Regions from separate parts of the Homo sapiens genome. Here region 2 is linked to region 1. Evidence: chromatin loops called from intact Hi-C (ENCODE). Cell type or tissue: OCI-LY7. All regions are shown on one strand. Each heading gives the region's core, and the rest is flanking DNA. Links, peaks and the distances in the headings are about the cores only.

Evidence for each region. Hi-C counts contacts between places; a loop is a spot of excess contacts. Peaks named below come from ENCODE experiments on the same cell type or tissue, not always from the same donor. Only the 100,000 strongest peaks of a DNase experiment are listed, where the experiment ranks them.
Region 2: a loop joins it to region 1, with 2.6 times the contacts of the local background. A loop is called at or near these places in 4 of 110 quality-filtered maps.

What each region holds. Positions count from the first base shown.
Region 1 is chr17:57,399,786-57,409,254 of GRCh38, forward strand. MSI2 (musashi RNA binding protein 2) reads left to right here. Exons shown (of 14, transcript NM_138962.4): 6 at 1,594-1,686. Among named protein-coding and RNA genes, the nearest start is that of MSI2, 150 kb to the left of the region's middle. RefSeq lists an enhancer at 1,479-1,989. In OCI-LY7, for the core only: CTCF peaks have their summits at 2,499 (motif pointing left), 4,460 and 4,659; DNase peaks (open chromatin) are centred at 2,486, 4,476 and 8,726; H3K4me3 peaks cover 518 bases; H3K27ac peaks cover 1,380 bases.
Region 2 is chr17:57,280,963-57,290,431 of GRCh38, forward strand. All of the region lies in intron 5 of MSI2 (musashi RNA binding protein 2), which reads left to right. Among named protein-coding and RNA genes, the nearest start is that of MSI2, 29 kb to the left of the region's middle. RefSeq lists an enhancer at 3,876-4,145 and a silencer at 7,672-7,847. In OCI-LY7, for the core only: a CTCF peak has its summit at 4,579; DNase peaks (open chromatin) are centred at 4,459 and 4,919; H3K4me3 peaks cover 1,879 bases; H3K27ac peaks cover 2,292 bases.

The DNA.
Region 1 (9,469 bases), core at 896-8,895:
GAAAACTCATACCTAGGAGGAAGTGAGTCCTGCCCAGGGTCACACCCAGAGTTAGACCCAGGAGCTGGATTTCCAGTGCCCTACAGCACAGCCTGCCAGTAACCACTGTGCCCCCTGGTGTCACTCACCTCAGGCTCCTGTTGAGGTGGGTCGGTTCACTCATTCACTCAGCAGATACGCCGGGAGCCTCTGTGATGACTGACCCGGGCAGCCATGGCTCCTATGCTTCAGCATCCTACATCACATCGAGTTGCAGTAGAAACAGATGACATTGTGTGTTGATTATATGCCAACAAACTGGTCAGACCCTCACCCATCAAATTCTACAATTTTGTATTGTGACAGTAAAACTAAAATGGCACATAGCCTAAACTCAGTCTTTAGAACGAAATTTATTTTCTTGATTTTGGCTCCTACGTGTAAGATTTTGGTTCCCACTCTGAACAGTTAATGTCATTCTCCTTTTTTTTTTTTATTGTGACAGTAAAACTAAAATGGCACATAGCCTAAACTCAGTCTTTAGAAAGAAATTTTTCTTGATTTTTGGCTCCTACATGTAAGATTTTGGTCTCCACTCTGAGCAGTTAATGTCATTGAGCTTCCTACTCCTTTGGCTTTGGAGCTGGTAGGATTTGGAAATGTGGCCACATTTTTTCACACGTACATCTACAAAACATTCAGTGTTGGTTTCTATGTGCCTGACGCTGTGCCTGGCCTGGTGGAGGATTTGTAGAGGAGTCAAGAGCTTATTGTCTGGAGGAGGAAGTAACTTCACACAAGGTGGAGAGCAGTGAGTGTTAAGACAGGGATATGGAGACACTGTTAGGGGGTTTCAGAAAAGGGTGGACTAACTCCTGGCTGGATTGATAAATAACTATTTTGAATTTTGGAGAAAGGTGCTGGATCCTGGAGGAAGGTTACAACTTGCCGTAGTTAGGTTCAGGAGTGGAGAGGCACCCCAAGGAGAAGGACCTGCAGGAACGAAAGTGTAGGGATCTGGGGATTAGCTGGGCTTGACTGGGTGCAGGGTGAATCAAGATGAATCACAGGAAATCAGGAGGAGGAATCCTGGACAAAGCTTGCAGGGTGGTCTCCAGGTGCGAGGTCAGCGTCTGTGTTGCTTGCAGACGTATACCAGCACCAAGCACAAACAGCTCAGCGTAGACAGCCTGTGCGTACTTTTGAATCGTGTGCATTTCTTATTGACAGGTTTTGTGGATGGTTTCTGGGCAGCAGTTTTTATGCATTTGGGTCTGTTTTGTTCACGTCTCTTAGCTTTAAAATAGCTTGACATGTGATTTTTCTCTTTTTGCTAGTCCATCAGAATGAAGTTGCGTGTTGTGGCTAATGAGGTTCTGAAGTCTCTGTGTCTGTATGAAACTCAAGCTTTTAGGTTGCCATCTGAATGCCTGAGATATGCAGAGTGACTGTCTCTAGCATCCTTAGACATCTAAACGCCCGCGCCATGCAGCTTGAATATATCTAAAATTGCCTTCCTAGAGAAATGTGGAGAGCAGATTGTTTCAGCAGCCTCTTGAGCCCTGCTTTAGATAACCTGGTTAACCCATGCCTTTCTCTTGTCATTTCTTGCAGATGGTCACAAGAACAAAGAAAATATTTGTAGGCGGGTTATCTGCGAACACAGTAGTGGAAGATGTAAAGCAATATTTCGAGCAGTTTGGCAAGGTAAGCGCTGGATGGGGTTGGATGGCACATGCCAGAAGTAGCCTCATCAGTCCTAAGAAGAGGCTACCGTGGCCCCCGCCCCTGCTACAGCTGTGTCCTCAAGAACCTTGTCCTTGAACCTGGCCATCATGATTTAAGTGAAATTCAGCAGAAGCTGAGATGGAAGAGTCTGGCTTGCATTTGGTGTGATGTCCCACGTGCTGGCAGGAGCAGACAGAGTGGCCTTTTAGTGCAGTTTTGCGGGCATTTGCTGGCCACACGGGGCCTGGGCTGGGAGCTGGTGGTGACGGCAGCTGGGGAGGGATGTGGGGCTGTGACTCGCAGGGCAGGAGCTCCCATGGAAGCTGCTAGAGGCCTGCAGGTTGGTGCTGGGCTTCTCCCTTCTGTGCCTGTTTGGAAAATGCATTGAGAGCTGAGTCTCCCTGGGGCCCTTTGCAGCTGAACCCTCCCCTGTCAAATGCCCAAGGAGACTCGGAAACCATGCGAGGCCTGTACCTGTCAGCATTCTCTGACCTGAATGTCTGTGAGACAGCAGTAAAATTACCCCCTGGGCTCTGCTTCTGGAACAGGCTGGGACCAACCCAAGAGCCCCACAGCAGCCAGGAAACAGAGTGTGAGAAGGTGTGTGTATGATAGAGAGTCAGACCGACTGATAGGACATGTCACCGTGGGTGAGGTGTTTAATTCGGCCTCTTTCTAGTGGGTGAAGGGAGATGGTGCCTTGAGAGTGGGTTCTTGCTGAGGATGACACATTCCTCAGATGGCCCTGTTGCCTTAGGAGGGCTGACCCTTGTTGGCTTTTGTGTATACCACCCTCCTCTGGCCCCTGTGGAAATGGCAGGTTCAAGGAGGCTGCGTCCTGCATCTTTGAGTAATTGTGGACATCGCGTGGGAGCCCAGGTCTGGGACAGTCTCCTCCTGACAGGTTTGGGTCTTCCCTGCTGAAGGGCTGACATGGGAGAGAGCTGCTGAGGCGTCCTGAGAAGACACAGTGCCCGTGCTAAGCTCCATCACTTGTTTCCTCCCACGATGGGTGTCGTGCTTGCCATGGGTACAAAGGCACAGCCACCCACTGGCCAGGCTGAAGGTTCTGTGCTGTTGGTTTGCCCAGGGTGATAGGCAGCTATGACCCTGTCCCCAGGTGTGTCTGTTTGTGAACTACTGTCTGGGATGAGGGCCATGACCTTTATTCAGCCTCAAAATGGAGATGTTCTTGTCTCTGGTATTAATTTCTGCCTGGATAGGAGACCGTGCAACAAAGAGAAGCCAGCCTCCTCCAGCCCAGCCTTGCATTCTGAGTGGCTCTGAGCTGCCCTTCCAGGTTGGTTTTGAAAAGGCCTCCCCCATGGCCCTTTCTGGTATTGTCAGCTGGGGATGGATTCATTCTGGCTGGGTCTAAAGAATAGCCAAGTGTGTTGATGACTGTGTACGTTATAGCACTTCTCTCTTCCAGACTGATGTAAAGCAGTAAGGGGGATTTGTCCATCACCCAGCCCCACCCTGCCTAGGGAGAGGGATTGGAAATAATTAAATGAGACAGGTCCGGCTTGCATAATGGAAAGCTCTGGAGGGTGAGCCCTCTTTGCTATCTTTCTGCTTTTAAAACAAGTCCAGGGGTAGTGTTTGCAAACATGAAGTGGGATTTCTTTTTCGAGCCATAACCTGCCTTGGAATCTCATGGGCCTATTTGTGTCAGAAAAGTCGGTGCTGCCCAGATGGGCTTTTAGAGTATTCCAGACAGGCTTCTACTTGCCAACACATAGCACATCTCTGCACGTCCCCAACCCTTGGTTTCTTTCTGTCTCTCTCTCTCTCTTTCTTCCTTTCTGTATTTCTGTTTCTCTCTCTGTTGTTTTTCATTAACACTTATCATTGTGACCCAGTATGCCTCCAGTAAGACACACTGCAAGCTTTGGCCATGCCCACAGTGGCCACCATTGCTGCCCTTAGAACAGTTGTCCTTTTGTCTGAGAAGCAGTCACAAACCATCTTCCCTGGCATGGCACTCGCTGGGTCTGAAGCTGCCCAGTTAATTTTGCAGTAATGTTTGTGGACTCTGGCAGGATGTGCAGACTTATCAAGTGTTTTATTAAAAGACCAAAGAGGCTTTTGAATGTATCAAAGCCATAATGCTCTTCAATGCTCATATTTTAGTAGCTTTTTTTTCATACATAGGTTCTGTGCATTATTTGTGTCTGTCTGCAGAATGGCTTATTTCTCATTTGGCTGGTGGCTTGTGTTACTGTGTGTGTCCCCTTGGGCAGGACTCACCACCTCTCAGGATTCTGGCATAACTTATTTGAATCCAGAATGATCAAAGTCAGGGAGACTCTGCTGCTGGGCCTTGGGAGCACTACAATGATTAAATCCAGTGGTTGTGAAAGGAGGTAACAGGTAAATTGACAGACTGCCTCTCCCCTTCGGTACTTTATACTCTGGTTGAAGGAAACAGAATGAATGTGCACACACACACACACACACACACACACACACTTGCATGAAGTATATTCACACACATGTGTACACCCCCTGTGCACACACATTTCTAACTGTATGAAATTGTTTTTGACTCTCTTTAACCAACTGCAATTTAATGAGGTGTATGCGAGTGCAAAGTGTGGGATACTAGGCCAGGCCATTTACTCACATTATCTCATTTAATTTTTCTCTGGGGGGCTGGTAGTGGTATTCTCCATGTTGTAGACTGTTAAGTGGGGTCTTGATGGGATTGTCTCTTGGACTCAAGGTCACAGCTCTCCAGGAGGTAGAGCTGGGTGTGGACTCCCCCTCCAGGCTTGTCTGATAACAGCATCTGAACTCTGCACCCTGTGCCAACTGCTGATCAGTCCCCAAGATGGACTGACGATGGGCAAGATGCAAAGGACAGGAAGATATTGTGCCCTTCAGTGTGCCCCGGAGTGCTGGGGACCTGGACATTCATCACCTCATTTTACCTGTGCAGCAGATATTGGTATCCTCCAGTCTATTTGGCGAAGGTAGACAGTCAGGGCCAGGGAGGCTGAGTGTCAGCAGAGGTCACCCAGGTAAGACAGTGTAAGAGCCAGAATTCATACCCTACTTCCTTTTCCTCCAAGTCTAGAACTTTCCTTTCACAGCTTCCATGCAAGGTGTACCACTCTCTTTTTAGGTCTCCTTGCCGTCATTCCTCTCTCCTCTCCCTCATCCCATCCTGCCCGAGGTGGCAGCTTCTCCAACTGTTTATTTCAGGTGGCAATCAAGATGGGTAAGACTGCTATCAAGGGGCTGAGCTAAGGGAGTTTAAATATGTCATTACTGTAAGTGGAGTGGGTACAGAGTGACACACCGGGAGCTTTAAATAACTTAAATTGGAGGCTTGTAAACCCTTTTGTGTTTTTCTTCCACCTTCCTCCCAGAAAACACACCCCCTCTCCCCAAGGTTAGAGATGTTGTTACTTGTTTATATTTAAGATCAGGTCACGAAGCGTGGCCACTGGCATAAGGACTCTGCCAACTGAGGTTAACAGCTAACAGGTTGGCAGAATCCACACGTCACCATGAGCTACCCAGGGGTGAAGATGGCATTCCCACCCCTGGGTAGCTGTTCCGGGGTTGTCTGTCCTTGGAGAAGGGTAAGGCAGCAGATACTCCAGGGCTTCATGCTGGGCCTAACAGTGGACTGACCTCCCTGGGACAGCCTGATGGGTTGTTCCTTTGCTGGCCTCGGCTTCTCTTCTCAGGGAAGGGGTTGGAAAACTTAAAAAGGGCCAGATATTAAATATTTGCAGCTTTGCAATCCATGTAGTCCTTGTTGCAGCTACTCACTTCTGCTCTTGTAGGATGAAAGCAGCCATCACCAGCAGGTAAACAGATGCATGTAGTTGTGTGCCAATAAAACTTTATTTACAAAAACAGGTGATGAACCAGATTTGGTCTGTGGACCATAGTTTGCTGACCCCTGGACTGAATTATTCCTGAGGTTAGTTTTAAGCTTGAAAAGTCAGTAATGTAGAAAGTATTCAAACATTAATAGGATGGATAGATTATAATCTAAGGTATCTATAGGCTATAACCAAAATAATACGTTGTCAGTAGTAATAAGCATGGTATATAATCAGCAGTCTAAACCATGTTAGAGTTTATTTTGGGACTTCATGACGCAGGGACAGTGAAGGGATTCTTTATTTGGAAAAAGCCACTATTTATAAACTGGAACTTCATCCTATGAGTAAGAGCCAGAAAAACTGTTATAGTATTTCCATCTCCCTATTTCACCAGCTAGATGTAATTAATGACACTCGGAATTTTTGAGGTCCAGGTTTTACTATGAAGATCCTTTTACTGTGCGCTGTTTCTGAATTGGAGTTACTGGTGCTAAGCTTTCTAATGCATTTTACAATGTGCTTCTCAAGGGTGTCAAGTGAGATGGTTGGCAGATCTATTATGTAGGTGGTGAGGCTGATGTTGAGAAAGGTGAGGAAGTTCTCCAAGATCACTCAGCCCATGCTGAGGAGAGCCTGGATAGTCACTTGTTTGTGCACAACCTACCCTTCGCCTCTTTTTACTTTTATAAAGCCCCACCTCCCACTTTACCACCAAGCAGCATCTTTCTCAGAAGGAGCAGGTTTTGTTCATTTGTCAAAAACGTTGATATACAGTAATTTGTTTTACTGCCCTGGGTTTCTTAGTGGACGTTATCTGTGTTCCTGATTCCATACACACAGGAATGATGTATATAGGCCATTCCAAAAAATGGCAGGTAAATGATGCTCCAGATATGCCCGTGTAGACCCTGGCGACGAGGCGGCCTGTTCTGCACTGTTCTCCCGGCAGAGCCACCCGGAAGAGCCCAGCCTGGTAATTAAAATGCACTGGATCAAAGAAACTCCACACACACGGGCTTCCTCCTTCTCCCCTTCAGGCCCCTCCTTCAAGTACCGGTTTCTTAAATTCTCACTTATAGGATTTTGGAGATCAAAAAGAGGCCTTTAAACTTAATGAATTCTCCGCTTCGTCCCGGATGGAGCCGTTCCGCACCTTTCAGCTGTTCCCGGGAATGATAGGGCAGCTCAGTGCCGAGCTCGCTAGGTAATTCTCGCTTTCTAGAACTCCTGTGAAAGCAAAGCAGCCCGCATTTGGAGGCTTCCAATTATACTTCACATGGTGAACTGTGTAATTAGTTTGGAAGACTTATGCTTAGTCATTGGTTTATCCTAATCGGCTTTGGCTTTCCCCAACAACAAAGTGAGCTTATTTTGCTAAGCTGAAACGACTCTGCACCCTTTGTTCCTGCCTTTTATTGTCTCATTCCTTTCATTCTGTGTTACTGCCAAAGTTCTGTTTCATTAGGCCTACAAGTCATTTCCAATTCAGTGGGCTGCTACAATCCGGCCTTTATCACGGGCTGCTCTGGTTCCCATGTCCCTTCTGGGCCAGTGCCTGAGTTTGTGGTTTGACATGAGGGCTTTAACCCCTTCCTGTGCCAGCCCCTCACTGTGGTGGCCGGGAAGAAAAGGCCTTCCAGGAACCGGCGTGGAAAGTTACAGCTCTTGAGGTCTCGTCAAAGTGGGAGATCGCTGTGGAAACCAGGTGAAAGGGTCCTTGGAGCCCTTTGTGTCGGATTGGGGTTGTGTGGGGGCCCATAAAAGTTAACTTGAGCTCTGGAGAATGGTGTGTGAAAGCTTTTTAGGGGAAGAAAAAAAGAAAACAAGAGTGAATTGTTTTTTTTAATGTAATGAGACCTTCCCGTTTATCCGGCCAGCGTGGGCGATTGTGGGTGAGTGAGGCCCGAGGAAGCGCTGGGTGCCTGCGATCTCCCAGCTCCGGGGTTTTCTGTGCAGGTGCGAAGCTGCATTCATGGCCCCCACTCAGACACCCCTTTTGATACTGTATGTGTGAGGAGAGTCATACCTGGAATAAAAGTCTCATAAAGCCCTTTGAAATTTAAAAGGCATGAGATCTGTGAGAAGATAAATAAGCCTGAGAGTGGACTGTGATCCTCAGGTAGTGTTTTCTTGCTTTAAATGTGTGTCGTAGATAAACAGAGCTCTGTGCAGTGTGGTTCTCTCAGAGGAGGCTTGGAAAACAAAAGTCTTGTGTGTCCTTTGTGGACATCTGAGCTCCCGTGAGGCTTTGTCCTCTGAAGTGGTTCATGTAGGTGGGTTGCCCGGGGAGTGGTCAGCCTCCCGGGCCTCACCCTGTCCTCTGCTCCACCTTTTTCTGGAGAGCCTGGGTGTTGCCCTTCAGACCTTCTTCAACGACAATTGTAGGCTGGACCAGGAAGGACCATGCGCACGCTCTTCCCTGGCTGAAGGCTACTTTTGTGTTTAAATTTTCTTCCTCTAATAGCCCAGAACAAAGCCAACACTGTCCCCATGTTTTATTAATCTTCTGCCTGGTTTGTGTCAGCATCTCCCTCTGGAAGTGTGTCATAAGGGGAGGGGACTTTATTTGCCCCCTGACCCCTGGCCAAGCTGCTCAGTGGGAAACAGCACAGCGAGTAGACAGGAGAATCCTGCTTCCTCTGCCTCCTCCACCTTCTAGGCCAGGTGGCAGAGGCAAACAAACCTTACCCATGAGTAATATGATCCTGGGGCTTTGCAGGTAAACCCTCCTGCTAAACAACTTTGTGTTTTCCTGGTGAACTTTTCCTCCATAGACTGATTTCGGCTGAAGCCAGTAAGGTTGTCGAGTTCTAAAGATTGAGCACCCTAACGTTACTTCTCTTAAATTTTCGTATTTTTGCTTCAAAAAGGAGATTCTGAAATACTGGGTTTCTAGGAAAACTTCCCATTTCCCTCTTAGTATATAAAATATAGCCAGCTGTTGTTAGGCAAAGGCATCAGACATTATTATTGCTCGTTAACAGTGTTTTAAAATATACAAATAGAAAACTAGGATGCCTTCTGGGTAGCAAGCTGGGAAAACTTTGAGATTGTGCTAATCAAATGCCATGTGCATTTGCATAGTAGGTAGAGGAACAAGGCCGAATAGAAGAACAAGGCTCAAACTTCAGCTTTGCTGTTTGACCGCATTTCCTGGTATGATTTAGCTGTATTTACTTTTTCTGCTGCGGCAAGGAGAGGAGAGCCAGCGGTAGGGGAGCCCTTGGGCACAAAGGAGTTAATGAGCCCTGGGTGGGTAGGGGCGGGGGGGCGGTATGAAGTACTTCCACCAGCTCACCTTCCCAGAGTCCTCCTGGGCCCTCTGAAGACGTCACTTAACAATGGAGTTGTTAGTAGGAGAAAATAAAGCCTTTTTCTCCCTAGATGTAGTTCAGTGGGAACTGAAAGTGTACCAGAAATCATGGTTCAAGCTTGTGCCAGTGGGTGCAAGGGGTGGTTCTTATGGAGGAGAAAGCGCAGTTCATTTAGACTTGGCATTGAAATCGAACTCTGTTGTTCGGTGGAGTGAACATTGATATGGAGATTCCCACCCGCCCCCCACCTCCGTAGGATACCCCCTTACACAGGTCCTGTATGCTTTTCTTTTTCTTCCATTTTCTTTCTTTATTTTCTTCTTTTGTCCTCTTAGAAATAGTCTCTCTGTAGACCGGCCAGATTTGTCAAGTTACCACCCTCTAAATTTTTACAGCTCCGTATATTCAGACTTGGTATTTGTGAATTAGCTAAAAGTGGGCTGCCAATCTGTACTTTATTTACATTCGAAGCCATATTAGTGAGAGCCCCAGAAAAAAATGTTAATATGCAGGAAGAGGCAAAAGGGTTGAGTTTCTGACTGTTGCTAACCTCACCACTGCCTTTAAAACCAATCATGAGGCACACGGCTGATATTTAATAGCTTT
Region 2 (9,469 bases), core at 423-8,422, 120 kb before region 1:
ATCCAGGGGCTCTCCCGTGAGTTCTGCCCAGGCCAGGGGCCCAAGGAGGAGGTGCTCTTGCAGTCTTGTCGTGTGTGGCCTGGTGAGTCAGGGACATGAAATTGTGGCATAATTGCTATCCCCCGAGAAGTGATGTTGGCAATATCATACCAGGTGTGTGAGGGCTTATTGGTGTTTGATGTTTGCTAGTCTGTGTGTGCTCAACCTATGGGAATATGGCAAGGCCCACTCCCCTGTGGTCCAGCAGGTTCCTGTCTAGAGGGCTGAAGGCCATAGTTAGCCAGGGAGAGCCTGATCTTCTAAAGAGAGCATCACGTGAGGGATATAGTGTCAGTTCTCAGCACCTCTACTACCTGCAACGCCATCACCAGCCAATTCTGAGCTCATGTGGGCCACTCTTCCCCGTCTCTCTGGTGGATTGATAATCATACTTCCCTACTGAACTCCAAAGACTGAAAATGATGCAAAGTGAATTGTTTCTATCTTTGCAATCCAAACGTTCCTCTTCGTTTACTCTCCAGATCCCTTCCAGCAAATTGGTATTGCCACTCTCCCTCCATCCCTGGGTTCTCGGGGCTAATTCTGTTCCAGCTCGCTCTGTTTAGCTCTTTCTTCGAGCAGAACCCAAGCTAGGATCTTGCCTTCCAGAGAATGCTTTAAAAAGCCTTGTTTCCCAATATACTGCGTTTCAGTTTTCCACGAGTGCAGCCATGCTCGGGAGAGGCGTACGAGCTGCTTTTACATGTGAGAGGTGAACAAATCAAAGGTGAGCCCGTTCTGCCTCAGTGAGGCCTTTTGTGTAAAAAGGGCCTTCTGGAGTAAAGCAATCAGGTTGACTGACAACTGCCGAGGCTACCAGTGACAGTCCTGCTCCGTGGGATAACTTGGAGAAAAATCAGGGCCAAAAGCAGACAAAAGGATGTCCAGAAACTGGAGGTGGGGAAGCCTGAGTGAGATCAAACAACCTGAAAATGTGTCTTCCATCCATTTAGGGCTTTATGTGCAGCGAGGTTGGAGTGGCTGGCTGAGGATGTCAACATTTTAAATTTGTCACTGCTTTGACTTCCCTAGCTTTATCTCCCTTCAGATCAAAGCGGGGAGACTAGGAGTTGTCACTACTGGATTTGGTTTCAGACTATGTTGGTGTACCCTTGCTTTATGACCTTGGGGTTTCCTGTCTTTGCTTGGGGTGACGGGTTCATTTCAAACAAGTGAGATGTGTGTTGTGGTCTTTTATTCAGAGTGGGGAGCTCTTAGAAGCACCCACAGAGGCTTTGAAAGGACTGGGAAGCAGCTTGGAGGGCCAGTTGCGTATTTTCCAAGGATTCCTGAATATCAGGAATCCAGAAGTTTCTATTTGTTAGCCTTGCTGCTCCTCCAAGGAGCCATCCTGAAGGCAGTTTAGTCCTGCACTGGGAGACAAGGCACAGGCCTGAAGAATTCCTGCCCCCTGCTGTATAATAAATCTGATACTAAAATTAGTGCTGGCCTCCTGAGCCATATTTCTTGCTGAGATGATAAAGAAGTGTGTGTGTGGCAGGCTCATCTTTCAGGATTGGAGGATGTTGCTTTATGTCAGATAAGTGCCCAGGTCTCGAGATCATTTTTTTATGGCAGCCTCTCCCCCATTTCCCTGCTTCCTCTCCCTGTTCTGTTTTGTTAGGGGTAGGAGTAGGTAGGGGTGGATAGGGGAGAAATATTTTAGCTTGTCTTCTGGTTTTGTGTAAGTCTCTGTCACCGTAGGTAGATGTTCCTTGAGAATCTTTCTGAAGGTTTTATAATTGAGTCTTTTACCTCCGTGACAAGATATTATTCACTTTCTCTAAAGCGTTTACTTTATGCTTGGGCTGGGGTTGGGGGGTGGGGGGCAGACTTTTTTTTTTTTTCAGGGAACTCTGTCTCTAGAAGAGACTTGCCGTCAGGGCAGTTGAATGGCCAGCTTACGACTTTAATAATTGAGGCGGCATCTGGGCCCCTTGCTGAACGGCAGTCCTTCTGGCAGGGCGATTTTGCTTTTAAAATAACCATGTTCACCTTTAACTGCAAACGGCTGTGACGAGAGTTGTATTTAATTTTAAATTGCCCATGTCCAGTAACCCTCTGTACCTCTTTAAATAATAAAATGTTTTTAATCTTCCTGCAGCTGTGTTCTCTGTGTGGGGGCTTGCCATTTTTGGAAGAGGAGGGGGCTTCTGTGCCTCCTCTCCACTCCCTTTCTTTTCCCTTTCAAACTCACCGGGACTTCTAGAAAATGCCATTTCACTAAGGGCGGAATCTGGCCCGTAAAGTCTCTGGAGTGAGTGCTGGGAAGTTTATAAGCAGAGGCCGCACAGGGTCAGTCAGTAATGTCAGCCCCTGGGGCTGAAGTGCTTCCTTTGTGGGCAGAACCCCAGAAGTCCCTTTGTATCGCTGACCCATTAAAGACTTTTTCTCCCCATTCCCCGCCTCCAACTTCAGGGGGGCTTGATTTGTCTGTTATAATCGGAAACAGATTTTGGGCTCCTGATCCATTATAGATGTGTTTGAGATGGATGCCAAACCTGAAGCCACTTAAAGAGCATGTGAAAATGTGTTTAGATATAAAGGAAAGAAAGGAAGAGAGAGGATGAGGAAAGAAACAGCCTCTTCCAAATCCCCCAACTAGAAACAATACTGAAATGATAACACACAACAAAAAACAAACAAACAAAAAAACTCGATTTAGGCCCTAGGAAAGCATGGGAGGAGAAAATTAGGCTCCAGAGTCAGCCAAGTTGGTGCTTAGTCTGGGATGAACAGCCCAGTGAAGGAGGTTAAAGGAGGCAGAAGACCACACGCGCACGCGCACTCCCGGAAGCGTGGTTCAGGTGGGGCCTGCCGGGTCCAGGGGAATGTGTGTCCCAGGCTTGGAGCAGAGGGTGGCAGGTGCGTGGGGACGCATGGGAAGCACTCACGTTGTGCCCAGCAGGTCCATGTTTCTATCCCGGAGACCCTTGGGTTAGGAAATATTGATTGCTCTGTATTTGTAAACAATCTTTAAGGGGATCTAGTGCCAACACAAATAGTCAACTTCAGGCGAATCAAGTGGCCTCCTCTCAACAGGGAAGCCCATTGCTCTGATTTTCTGGATCGACACAGCCCCAGATTTATTTTCCTTTTTAATTCTCAAAAGGGGCCCGCTGAGTTGAGCATTGCCCAAGTATTGGTTTCTTTTCATCCCTGTTGAATTTTTTCCCTTCTTTAATGAAAGAGTTGGATTGGCTGTGCTGGGCCCTCCACCCGGTCATGGTAGTCCTGGTGACGCCTGGCTGCAGGGTTTCGAAGGTGGCCCTCATTTCAGCTGTCCTTGAGGCTCACTCCTGTGTTCCCCCTGCCCCTGCCATCCACCCCGCACCCGCCACCCCGAAACGTTTGTAGTACAGCTGCTGGCCTAGAACTCGAACTGATGTGTCTCTCACTCCAAACAAAAAATAAATCTGTGTGCTTTATGTATGTGTTTTAGAGGTGTGCCTGTGTGTTTTTTCTCTTGACAAGCTCATTCCCTACAGCTGTGCAGTCACAGCCCACTTTGAAATCTGCAGCATATATATATTTTTAAGTGAATAAGTACGAAGAGATGGGAAGATGTGGTTTGACTGTAATCCCACGTAAAACACTCTGACCCCAATTTTTAAAAAAGTATTTCATTAAAATGTTGTAGGAGACTATTACTGAGAAGAAGAAAGTTTCTAAGTTGATGGGACTCTTGTGTCTCCTAGTGTAGAGTTGATTTTGTTTTTTGGGGTCACCATGGAGATGAGAAGCATGGGGCTTCATGGCGTCATCTGCCCCCATTGGGGGAGGGCTTGTTGGCACAGGTCACCTCTGGATCAACCTCAGCCTCATCTGCTGGGGATGGGAGAAGCTCAAGTTGGCCAGGGGTTTACCCTATGCCCTCCTCAACCAGAATTAAAATGACCTTTTTTTTTTTTTTGCCTTCGAAGACAACATTGGTAACAATTTATTGAAACTATGGAGCTTAGCAGTGATCAGTTTTTGGATTTTCTCTTTCTTCAACCCCTCCCCTTTCTGGAAGACTTGTAGGAGGATAGGGGAGGTTTTTCTGTGCATAGATTGGCGTCGGTTTCTTAGAAGTTTCTTCTTTTCACCTTAAAAAAAATTGTTTGCATCCTTCCCCTTAGATAAGGAACCGTCAACATCCTTGTTAGAGCCCAGTGCGGAGGGGACCCTGAGGCACATACTGTTTTCAAGGTTAGATAGCAACAAACTTTCAGAGTAGCCGGAGTTTCAGGGGAGGGAGGGTTCTTTGGGTTCAAGGTTACCCATTTTTCCCCTGCTAGGAAGAAAGCCTTTTTGTTTTCTTTTGCCGACTTCTTCCAATAGCTTAGAGCAAATAGATTAGCAACCCAGCAGAAACCAAACCAAGGAACAAATAAAGGGGAAGTTTGCAGAGGGCCCTTGGCTGGGGGCTGGCTGCTGCTGAGGAGGCCAACTTGCGGTTTTCCATTTTCACGGTGAACCGCATTGTCTCAGCGTTCGCTGGTATTCACAAAATCAGAAAGAAAGGAAGGTGGTGGTGGGAGGGCGCACTTTTCAGGAGAGGCTGGGGTGTGGGGAAAGTATGCCCAGCTGCATGTTATTAGCAGCCTTCAAATAAAGTTTGTGGAAGGTTCCGGCCCCCACAGTCATGCCTGGGAAGCTTCTGTGTTCTTAGTAGGTGTTTTGAATTCTGTGGGATGGAACTGAATGTTTAAAAACAGTTACAGGAACGTCTCCCCAAGTAGGTATTCCTGAGAATTTCTGTGTACATGGAACTCTATTTTCTTAGCAAGCATCATTATATTTTTAGAAATGTTTTCTTTTCTCCTTGCCCGTCAGTTAGCCAAGCCTCCTACCACTCACTTTCTGTTGTGTAGTTCTGATTTTCCGAACAGGTGTTTAGATGATGAGGGGTTATATTAAGAAAGTACTAAAGAATACGTCTTATCACGTGAATCAGTATCTTTTTATTCAACATGGATGGAGTGGGAGTGGAGACCAATCTGTTTTATATTCCTGCAATCTGATGAGGGTAAGAAAAAGTTCATGCTGTTCATATTAGCTAGCCAGCCTCTTTCTGTCTTTCCCTCCCTTCCTTCTTTCTTCTTTATTTTTTCTTTCTTTCTTTTGTCTAATACCTAATTCCTTATCTCATTTTTGGGATTTTGAGAGAATAATTTTCATGTGGGGCGACAGAACTAGTGGTTGTAGTTTCACTTGTTTTTTTGACATTAAGGAAACAACAAATAGTCTTTTTTTTTTTTTCCTCAGACTGAGCACACATTTTAAGTGTTTTAGGGGGAAGCTCTGAAGGCAGTTTGTGGTGATTTTTAAAAAAATGTTTTTAAAGCTTTAGTCTCTCCTGGAAGCTTTGTGTGTCCCTGCATTTTCCTCGACGGTCGCTAATAAGAACTGCTGGTCTAAATCAGTGTCTCTGAGAGTCATTGATTCACTAATTGCTCATCATCGAGTCCTGGCTTCCCCCTCCTGCTGAGAGCACTTTTGTTTTCTGCTATTCTGCAAGGACTTGGACAGATTTCTGGAGTGTTTAAGAGGTAACCAATAAAAGAGTTTGGCGTGCCCCTGTTGGTAATTGTGCTTCTCGGAGGTGACCACGTCATTGGTATCCGGGCTCCATAAACAAGGGGCTGCCTTACCAGTGACCTTTCCCGCCTAAAACCGAAGGCCCCAAGGTCGCTTGTCTGATGGAGAATGTATTTCCCGGCTCACTGTGAGCCTCGACTTAATTTGTTCCTTTCCTAAGGCAAAATGACCTTCCAGTAAACCCACACCCCCTCCCCCGCTTATTATTATTTATTTATTTTTCTGGTGAACAAACAGAATTAGGAAAGGTGTGTTCTTCCAGGAGAGAGCGGGCAGTGTGGGAGGAGATGGCAGTCTGGCTCATTAAAATGCCGAGGTAGGTTTAAGCTGATTGCCAAGTGCGGGTCCTGCAGGTCAGAGTGTGATGCCCAGAAACAAAGCAAGGCCTAGGGAGAGGCTGGCCTGGAGGCAACTGGCTCGCGCCGCAGAGAGTTTTGAAGCCACATTTCTTCATTGGAAATTTAAAAAGAAAGAAAAAAAGCAGCCCCTTTTGCTCCATATTTATCATCTCTATAGTACCCTACAAATAAGTGGTCTCAAAAAGTTGTTTTTTTTTTTTTTTAATTTGCTGAACCTTTATAATAGGACCCTTTCTGAGGGCCCCGTGAGCCCAAGAATGCCTCCTTGCAATGTGAGTGTGGGAAATTAGTGCAGGCCCAAGGAAAGGAAGTGTGAAACTGCTTCCCTCAGTGAACACCCAGCCTGGCGAGGCTGTCCTGTGTGTCTTGGAAGCCCTGCTGGGCCTGAGTTTGGGTGCCATATAATTTGCTGGCCTAGCACCCCTTCCATGGGTCCCTCTCGGCCAGCCTCAAGGAAGGGGTCCTGTGGGGGACAGAATAGTGTGTGTGAGGGGCTGTCTGCGGGTGGAGGACTGCCGGGGCTTACCATCCTAACTTGTTGCTCAGTCGCGGAGTCTTGCATGTTGACTCTCCTGGGCTTGGTTGGCCGCTGCTGCTTTCCTGTGGTTGTTGGTTTGTGTTAGGTGTTTGGTCCTCTGGTTTGCTTTGGGTACTGGGACTTTAGCCCAGGGAAGAGGCCTGTGGTGCTTCTCTGCCTTTCGGCTCCTACGTGGGGCATTGGAAAGCCCTTTCCCTGCCTGGTTGAAACCTTCGCAAACTGCACACCTGGCCGGCCTGGCAGTCAAATGGATTCCATGGCAGCCCCTGCCTAGAGCGGAGCAGGATGTCTGTTTCGGCCGGTTATGAATGAAATCAGAGTCCTGTGCTGGCAATGCCATTGTGCGTAAGGAGTGCAAGGAATGCACTGGGCCATCTTCCCAGAGAGACCCTATAGACGAAACAGATGTGGTCAGATGAGCCCCTGGAGACAGCAGTAGTGGGGAGTGTGGGAGAGCAGGCCAGGGCGGCACCAGGAGGAGCAGGAGGAGCTCCAGGAGGATTCTGAGCCTCCTCCTCCTCCTTTATTCCTCCATCCCTCTGTCTGGGGTGGGATGTTTGGGAGAAGAGAGGCAATGTGGTATGGTAGATAGGCCTGTTCTTTGGAGACAGTTCTGGGATTGAATCCTGGCTATGTGACCTGGCCAAGTGACATAACCTCTCTGAGCCTGATGTGTGTCATCTGTAAAATGGGGATAATAAGACTTGTGTGGCAGCTCTGGGAACAGACAGAACTTTCTGTAGAGCACGTAGCACAATTCCTGGCATCTGTTAGGTGCTTAGTCAGTGTTGATTATGCAGCCAGCCTGGACCCAGCTGTTGTCGCTGGGACAGGGAGGAGGTCGTGCAGTTACCGAACCCTACACCATTGATTTTACTGCTTTGGACCGAGAGGCCCGAGTGTGCTGTTTAGCCTTCCAGGCCCTGAAAGGTTAGTTGTACCCTTCTGACTTTCTCTACAGAATCTTCCCCCTAACCTTCCTGGTGTTTGCTAAACTGAGAGTTAGCCTCACAGAGTCCCAGCTTCTCCTGGGTCATCATCCTTTTCTCTGGCCTCTGCCTGAGAGCAGCGTGCACCGGAGACTGAGGGAGGTTGGCTGTAATCAGCACAGACCCTTGGCTCTCAGCTGAGGGTGGATCCCAGTGTCTAGATGATAGATGGTGCAGTTTGGTTTCTAATTCCTGCTTGATTTAGAGAGGTGCTGGGAGTGAGTGGTGTTACAGGGAACGGAGGCTGTGGGAAGGCTGGGAGTGTGAGCGTTTGATTACCTTCTGTGCTCTAGGCCAGGGGTCCACAACTTTGGCACTGTTGACATTTTGAGCCAGATTATTCTTTGTTGCAAGGGTGGAGGTTGGGGAAGTGGGGGTGCATTGGAGTGCATTGTATCTGTAGTAGGATGTTTAGCGGCATCCCCGGCCTCTACCCACTAGATGCCAGTAGCAATCCCTCCCTGGTTGTGACAGCTAGCAATTGCCACGTGTCTCCTGGGGGACACAGTCACCCTTAGATGAGAGTCATTGGTCTAGCACTATAGGTCACTTCTCTATAAGAAGGGGAAATATTTGTATGTTTTCTGAGGTTCTGTTCTGCATGGATTGGAACCTGGACAATGAAATATTCATGAAATTCAAGAGCAGGAAAGTGCCTGGAGAGATCACCTGGTCCAGGCCCCAGCCTCCCGCAGGTGGCTAGCCACATGCCCTGGGTTTGATTTCCACGGCTCCTGCTGGTCTTCCCTTTTGGTTAAGTGAAAGGGCAGGGAGAGGGGACGTTTCCACCCAGGCCAGCATCTCTATAGAGCTTTTTGGAGTGGGAACTTCTTTTAGCAGAATGACTCTGCACTCCTGGGCTCTTGGCAGTCCTGTGTTTGGGCCTCTAGGAGTTTGGTTGCAAGCTCCACGAGTTTGATTTGCTCTCTCATCCCTGGCACACACAAATTTGTCACTCAGAGGGACTGGCTTTTCTGCATGCACTGAATGGATTTTTATTTGAAATGAATTCATTAAAAAAAAAAAGTTTTGCTTGCCAGGACTCTGCCGTCCTCTCTTCCCTTTTATTTCTCTCTGTCGTCTGTAAGACGAGCCTGGAAGGAGCTGTCTGGTGGGATTGGTTGGCCAGGGATTTTTCTAGGCCCTGATTAAAGGTAAATTATCAGATGAAAGTTGGAGGTTGCTGCTGTGCTTGTAAAAAAGTCACTTGTGTGCCATAAAATCCATCACAGCTCCCTTGGTGAGAAGGAGGAGGCCGTGAAACACTCAGTGATGCTACTTCGGCTTCCAGTGATTTGGCTTCCCTCTGCTGCAGGAGTGCTGCCCGGCAGCCCGGTGCACCCTGCTCTTGTGAGAAGCTCGCTGAATCACGTTGGTGGGAAGCTCAGAGACAGAACTGTGTGTTGCCGGCAAGTTGCCATGAAGTAGTTTTAGATGTTGGACTTAGGAGAACCAGATGGCTTTATGGAGTAGAAGCGGAGCCCATGATGTCTTGGTGACTTTTGCCTCTCTTTTGCTTAGAACCAAAGAAGGTGGTTGTCCAGTTGGAGAGGGTGTGGGGAGTCTGGCCTTGGAGAGGCAGTATAGCCCATGGTTGACAGCATGGATGCAGGGACCAGACTGCCCAGCCAGTTATAGAGGTGGGACTGTGGGCTAGTTATTTAATCTCTCTGTGCTTCAGTTTTCTCATCTATAACATGGGGATGAGAGTAATAGTACCTACTCTGGGGTCATCTTGAGGAATTTGTGCAAGAAAAGGGCTGAGCCTATAGCCTGGCCAGGGGTAAGGAAGTCATCCTTAATTATATTATCATTGGTTACACTATTCTTTTTAATTTATTTTAGTTTTTCTTTTTAGAGACAGAGTCTCCCTCTGTTACCTAGGCTGGAGTGCAGTGGTGTGATCATAACTCACTGTACCCTCCAACTGTTGGACTCAAGCAGTCCTCCCACCTCAGCCT